2 separate regions of the Homo sapiens genome follow, and region 2 is linked to region 1. The links are chromatin contacts, found by Hi-C in ENCODE. All regions are on one chromosome and are shown on one strand. The core of a region is the stretch at or near the end of the contact, and the rest is flanking DNA. Distances in the headings are between cores, read along the strand shown. Region 1 overlaps FAM107B (family with sequence similarity 107 member B). Region 2 holds the start of NMT2 (N-myristoyltransferase 2).

Region 1 (3,216 bases), core at 527-3,026:
GCCACTCAGTCTAGGGTATTCTGTTACAGCAGCCCCATCAGATGAATAGAAAAAGCATGCACTGGATTCGAGATTCTAACCAAAGATGCATTGGATTCAAGATTCTAAATCCCATCCCAGCAGTGAGCCTGACTTCTCCATACAAAGTAGCCTGGACAAACATCTGTGATGCAAGGCCACAGGCAGAGTGTGTGAATGTGATAAGTGACCACGGTCTTTTCCCTGCCCCGTGAGAGAAATAGAAACAAAGGCTCGTTCCATACTCTGGGGTATAAATGCCTACAGGCTCAAAGTCACGATGCTACCTTTTGCACCAGGTACCATAATTTCTTTTAAACCAAAAACAAATAAGAGCAAATATTTACTTTGAATTTATTAATTCAAATAAAAGACAGGAGGCCAGTATCAATATATTAAATCTGCTCTTTTAGGCTGAATATCTCACATCCCTAGGGAATCTTAGTGGGATTTTAATTCAGGTAAGATCAAGTATCCAATTTGGTTTGGGACCCCTGGAGCCACTGTGGGGGGATCCCAGGAAATAAAAACTCAAAGGTTATGAGCTATGGTGATATTTCCATTTGTATCCATACCATCCACCACAGTGTCTGCAACATATCACTCTGTGGGTGATAGATGCTTGTTGAATGAATAAGCCTCGTACTTCCCAGGGTTATAACAGGCAACACCAGACCCTCAGCCCGAGTCTGATATACTGTAGATTTCACATTCTGAATGTAGACAGGACTCTGGAAAAAGTCAAGGGAACTAGTGGCCTAAATAGCCTGCTGGGCTGTATTTAAGATTTTGTTCTGGGGCTGACACAGTTTATCAGGTGGCTTAGAGGGTCTTTACTGATTTGCTTTCAATACAAATACTGATTTCCCTTACATTACAAAGGGAACACTCCGCTGAATGGTTTCTGAGTCATTTAACCCATCACTGGTGATAGATTCTCTGATCTTGCATTACTGGAAAACATACATAATAATTTTCCATTTCAGAGCAGCAACCTACAGGGTCACCCATATACTCCACTATGACCTCATCCTTTAGCTTGGACATCTGGAGATCTTGCAAATTCATCCCTAAGGAAAATCGAACAAAGCAGAAATGACTATTTGGGGACGTAAAATGATACAAAGCAAATCAATCTGGAATAAGACGTGTTGCTTTTTTATTGTCTACTTTGGTCATTTTGTTCATGCGTAATCTTAAAATTGTTACTTTACACCCAAACCACCATGCTGAAGAGCTCCAAAGAGATGAGAAAAACTTAACAATGCCCTCAAGGAGGGAAATTTGTTTTGACATGTATACTCTTTTGTATCTTAAATTTTGCACTGTGTACGTGGACATTTGAATCGTAATCCATTCAAAAAGAAATAAAATCTTAATTTTAAAATCCTATTTTTAAGCCACGCTCTCTCATTCTGTGTCAATTATCTATGACTGTATAACACATCGCCTCAAAACTTTAGTGGCTTAAAATAAAAACACATGCTTTGCTCACAATACTGTGGGTTGGCAATTTGGACAAGGCTCAGCTGCGATATCTTATTTCTGCCCCATGTGGCATTAGCTTGGCTCTGTCATGTGTTTGCAGTCAACTGGGAGGTTGGCCAGGGACTGGCTTGCCCTGGGTGGTCTCAAAGTCCAGAAGTTGATGGCAGCTGTCAGCTCAGGCATCTCAGATCCACTTGTATGGCCTCTCAGCAGGCTAGATAGGACTTCCTCACACAACAGCCCCGTCCAGGAGGGCGAAAGAGGAAGTGGTAAGGCCCCTGGAGCTCTAGCGTTATGGGTCTAGAAGAATGATAGAAGTCTGTACATTCTACCATTAAAAATGTCACAAGGTCAGCCCAAATCCAAGATTTGGAGAAAGAGACCCCCCTTGATGGTAGAAGCAGTAGTCATATTGCAACAGGGCTTGAGTGCTGTACTAGGAGAGGAGGAATTCTTGTGACCATCCTTGCAAATAATCTTCCTCTGAATCAGACATGAGGAACTACAGAATGGAGGGCAAAGTAACAGGTGCTAACAATAGTCTCAAGGGAAATCTTTCTGATGATAAGACAAAAGCACTTTGGTATTCAACATAAAACCCACAAAGACAGATACAATACATTGGTATTGGCCTCATGGCCTCAATTGATAGGTCAAAGAAAATAGTTAATTTCTGCTTATTTGTTTTTGGTTTAAATAAGAAAAAGATGGGGGAAAGAAAAAACAACAAACGCTTTGGGACTATAATGCAACTAAGGTGCATTGGGTTCTAAATCAGTGTTTTAGATACCTATTGCTGCATAACATCTTACCATAGACTTAGTGGCTTATAACACCCACATATTGACTCGTCCTTTTTTTAGTCCAGAAATGGCATGACTGGGGTCTATGCTGAAGGCCTCCCAAAGCCAAAATCAAGATCTTGGCAGGGCTCATAGTTCATCTTGTCTGGAGCTCAAGGTCCTCTTCTAAGGTCATTCAGATTGCTGGCAGAATTCAGTTCTTTGTGGTTATAGGACTGAGGACCCAGTTTCTTTGCTGGCTGTCAGCTGAGAGCTACTCTCAGCTGCTAAAGGCTAAAGGCTGCCCAGAAACCTCATCATGTGGCCCTCCCCATCTTCCAGTCAGCAGTGTCTCAGCAAATCCTTCTATGCTTCCAATCTCTGACTTGGCCATCTAGGGCTCTAGACTCAGACTTAAAGTGCTCATGTGATTAGGTCAGGCACACCCAGATCATCTTCCTATCTTGACAGGTAACTGACTTGAGACCTTCCTTACATCTGCAAAATCCCATCACAGCAATAGCTAGATTAGGGTATGACTGAATAACTGGAGAAGTTGTGTGTATACCAGAGGCCAGGAATTGTGGAGGCTATCTTAGAATTCTATGACAGATGGAAGGACAGGCAAACAGACAGATGCTCTTTAATATAAACATAGAATGTGAGGGCAGGCAGAAGGTGGAAACCTTGGAGAGGTATCACATGCAGAGCTCAGCAGTAAACCAGGAACCAGGCCTAAGAAGGAATTCTTATTGAGTAATAACCGAATTCCCACATGGTCCGTTCAGTGGTTACCAAGTCTTCATTGACCCCTGATGACCTGAATACTGAAAACAATAGGGAAAGGAAAACGAAGTTAAGAATATGGCATCTAGGCCGGGCACGGTGGCTCACGCCTGTAATTCCAGCACTTCCGGAGGCCGAGGCG
Region 2 (3,216 bases), core at 457-2,956, 560 kb after region 1:
AGGGTCTCTCCAGAAAGAAAACACAGGTACTGAAGCTAATCCATCAGCTTGCATCTGCACCTGGGCCCATTTCTGGCAATAGAACTACCGTTTCAAAAACATATTTGTATTTAGCTATCTATCACAAACACGTTTCTATCCCTGCATAAACAGGGCTCAGGTTCAGATTCCTATGCAATTTCCTTTCCTCTCTTTAAAAAAAAAAATATTCTAGACTCGAACATTCGATACTTGCAGCCGCCACTGAAGTATTCACGGCAAAGATAAAAACAACTTGCAAATGGGAGATGCACATAGTCAGCTTTTCTTTTTCTTCATTTGTTAATATTTTATAATGAATTAGAGGTCAGTCAAAAGTCCCTTTCTATAATAAATCTTAAAGTAGACAAGTAGAATGCAAATGATTTACACTTTCAATGATCAATCATTTCAAGAATCTCTCTACGAACTGAGTAAACCATCTGTGACTCAGGCCTCCCTATCATGTTTTTTAAGCTGACCCACTTCTCCATCACTCACCATGGTTCGAAAAATCTCACTTCTAAGGGTGTAGCAAGAACCGCTCTGTGCCAGCGCATAGTTTGAATCCAATAGGGTAAAAGGGTAATGTAAACAGCACTTTAAAAGGACACCAGTTTTTATTTAAAATGACCCACTGCCTCTAAAAAGAGAGCATCAACACCGGCCTTCACCTGAAGCAATCCTTTTCTCCAACAGAAGAGCAAATCAAGTCTGCAGGGTTCGGGGGCAAAGGGAAAGGATTAAGAAATCCGATCAAGTGTGAAAATGCGTGGTGCATCGAGTTTTGGAGATCAAATACCAGCTTTGCAAACAGGATACGGCCAGGTCAGCGGGAGCCCGGTTCAGGGGATCGGCCCTGCTCTGAAGAGCTCTAGGGACAGGCGAGGCGGTGCAAAGCCCAGTATCCCCAGCAGGGGCCGGGCCCGGGACCCCCTCGGCGCCAGAACTTTGCGCAGTTCGCCGCCTGCGGCCCCGACACCATCGGGGCACCTCCACGCCGCTCCACCCACGTCTTTGCCCATTCTTTTCGGGTGGCGGCTGCGGAGAGGGAGTCTGAAGGGACTTAACAAGGATGGCAGGGAGCAGAGGAGGGCGACCTCCTACCCCAGGCTGCGGCCGCCACAAAGGGAAGGGCGTAGCGCCTCTCCTCGGCGCCCACCGGAGCCACCCGCGGGCGAGGGCAACAGGCGCCTCCTGGGCCAGGCCGCCGGCGGGGATGGGCGAGGCTGGCCGGGGGCGCGCGGCAAGTGACAGTAGCGTCTCCCCGCCCGGGCCCCAGCCTCCCCGCCCACCCCGGGCCTCGCCTCCCCGCGCACTGCACTCTCCCGCGAGCCGCGCGCCCCGGACCTCACCATGGGCTCCGCGCCACGGAGAAGCCATCGCGGGGCGGAGCGGCCGAAGAACCCCCAGTCCTGGGAGCCACCCCCGAACGGGAGACCGTGGCGCGCGCGGTCCCCGCCCTGTCGCGCCCGGTGCGCCAGCGCGCCGCCCCTACCCTTTGGCGTGCTCCGTCTCCTCCTCATTGTCCCCGTCTATCCCGCACGTGTCCTGGTCGTCCAGTTCCAGGCTCTGCTGGCTGGCCGCAGACTCGCTGTCCTCCGCCATCGCGGCGGCGCTGGCTGGGGAGGCGGTGCTCGGGGCCGGGCCGGAGCGGCCGCAGCTCCCTCTAGTGCCTCCCGCCGTACTGCTTGGAGTCGGAGCCCGGGCGCTACGCCCCGCCCCGCCCCGCCCGCGCCCCGTCCCGCCCTCCGTCCCGCCCCCTCCCCGCCCTCCGTCCCGCCCCGCCCTCCATCCCCGCCCCTCACCGTCCGCGCCCAGCCCGCCGGCCCCGCCCTGCCCGCCGGCCCCGCCCTGCCCCACGGGCTTGAACCCCGCCCACCTCTTCGTCCCTCCCCACCAAGCCCCGCCTCTCCCCGTCCCGCCGGCTTCAATCCAGCTCTCTAACCCCGCCCGCCTCTGAGACCCCTCCCCTCCAGCCCCGCCTTTCCCCACCCTGCCGGCTTCAAACCCGCCCTCTAACCCCGCCCACCGCCGCAGCCCCTCCCAGATGGCCCCGCCCCTCCCCGCCCCGCCAGCTCCAACCCTGCTCACCCTGGCCAGCCCTGCACAGGGCCGAGTCCTGTACATCCAGGCCTGCGCGGTGCCTCTGCCTGGGGCTCGGCTCTCAAAGCTGCAAACGTGCAGACTTGACATCCTGAGTGGCGGCATTTTTGGAACACAGGCCATGCGATTTTACTTCTGGACGAATTAGGGAGCGCTCCCAGCCCGTGCAGGGGTTTTTCCCACTCAGGAGTAGGCACTCAGGGATGGGGCTTTCCAGAAACTCTTCCCGCCCCTCCACATACATGTTAACAATTCCATTTCGCATCTATCTATCCATCTAATACATTATAAAATCAAATTCAAAGTCAAAAACAGTATTTCCAGCCCTCCACCGCCCTGTCCCAACCAGGCTTGCAGCACTAAAACTCTTGACAGAAATTTTTGAGCTACCCCTGCTTTCCCTGGACACTACTACGGACGGCTCAGACCAGAACAGACATCTTGAGGGACTTGGGGACGTGTCCACGATGCTGGGGGATTGGACAGTTTCAGGTAGGCTACCCTGGCTTTCCCAAAGTCAAGGTCATGACCTAGATTTCCAAGCAAACGTGCACGGCCTTCTGTGCTGAAATTGTCCGCTGTCTCTCTCAGAAGAGGGAAGGGAGGCATTCTGTAGTACTGCCAAATAGAAGACCGGTGAAGTTCAGCCTCTCTTATTTGCTACTGCATTCTGTACAGAGCAGTCCTGTCCTTTGCTTTGCTGAGATGATCTTGTTCAAATGTGCTGCTAGGCCACCGGAAGTCTCCGCAGTGGTTTTGCAAAGATAATCATCAGAACCCGCTCAGTGAGGAAAATGAGACTTTAAAGAGCCACCTGAATTTTTTGGTGTGGGTCCTTTTTTTGCAGAAGATACTAGGAGCATTTTATGGCTTTTTTCCCCAAGGGAGACTATGTTTTTAAAACGCAATGAGCTAGAAGTATCAAAAGATGAAAACTGCAGAGCGATTTCAAAGCCCGTCAGCTGTTTGGCATTGAGACAACTAAAATTCTGTAAGAAGGGCAAATGGGGTCAAAACACAAAAGGAAATACAATATTGCCTTTAACAACGGCAACTATTTCTGAGGCAAAATGTCACATGTCACCTCTGTGA

The links. A loop is a pair of places that touch in the nucleus more often than their neighbours do. Pooled maps may share reads with other maps.
Region 2: a map of Right ventricle myocardium inferior shows a loop between it and region 1 (4-fold over the local background). The contact joins the promoter of NMT2 here to the enhancer-like site in region 1. A Hi-C loop is called at or near these places in 5 of 168 maps with a recorded cell type or tissue (B cell, CD8-positive, alpha-beta T cell, Right ventricle myocardium inferior and 2 more), 6 of 37 single-sample maps with no recorded cell type and 23 of 50 pooled maps.

Annotation. Positions count from the first base shown.
Region 1 is chr10:14,606,900-14,610,115 of GRCh38, forward strand. The region is part of intron 2 of FAM107B (family with sequence similarity 107 member B); the gene reads right to left. Among named protein-coding and RNA genes, the nearest start is that of FAM107B, 170 kb to the right of the region's middle. RefSeq lists an enhancer at 1,833-1,882. Within about 2 kb of position 1,777, at least 8 of the 41 ENCODE cell types and tissues checked have a DNase peak (open chromatin) inside an H3K27ac peak, as active enhancers do; they include B cell and sigmoid colon, where a contact is called at or near this core.
Region 2 is chr10:15,166,987-15,170,202 of GRCh38, forward strand. NMT2 (N-myristoyltransferase 2) reads right to left here and starts at 1,707. Exons shown (of 12, transcript NM_004808.3): 1 at 1,517-1,707. The coding sequence starts at 1,626. RefSeq lists a silencer at 1,077-1,906.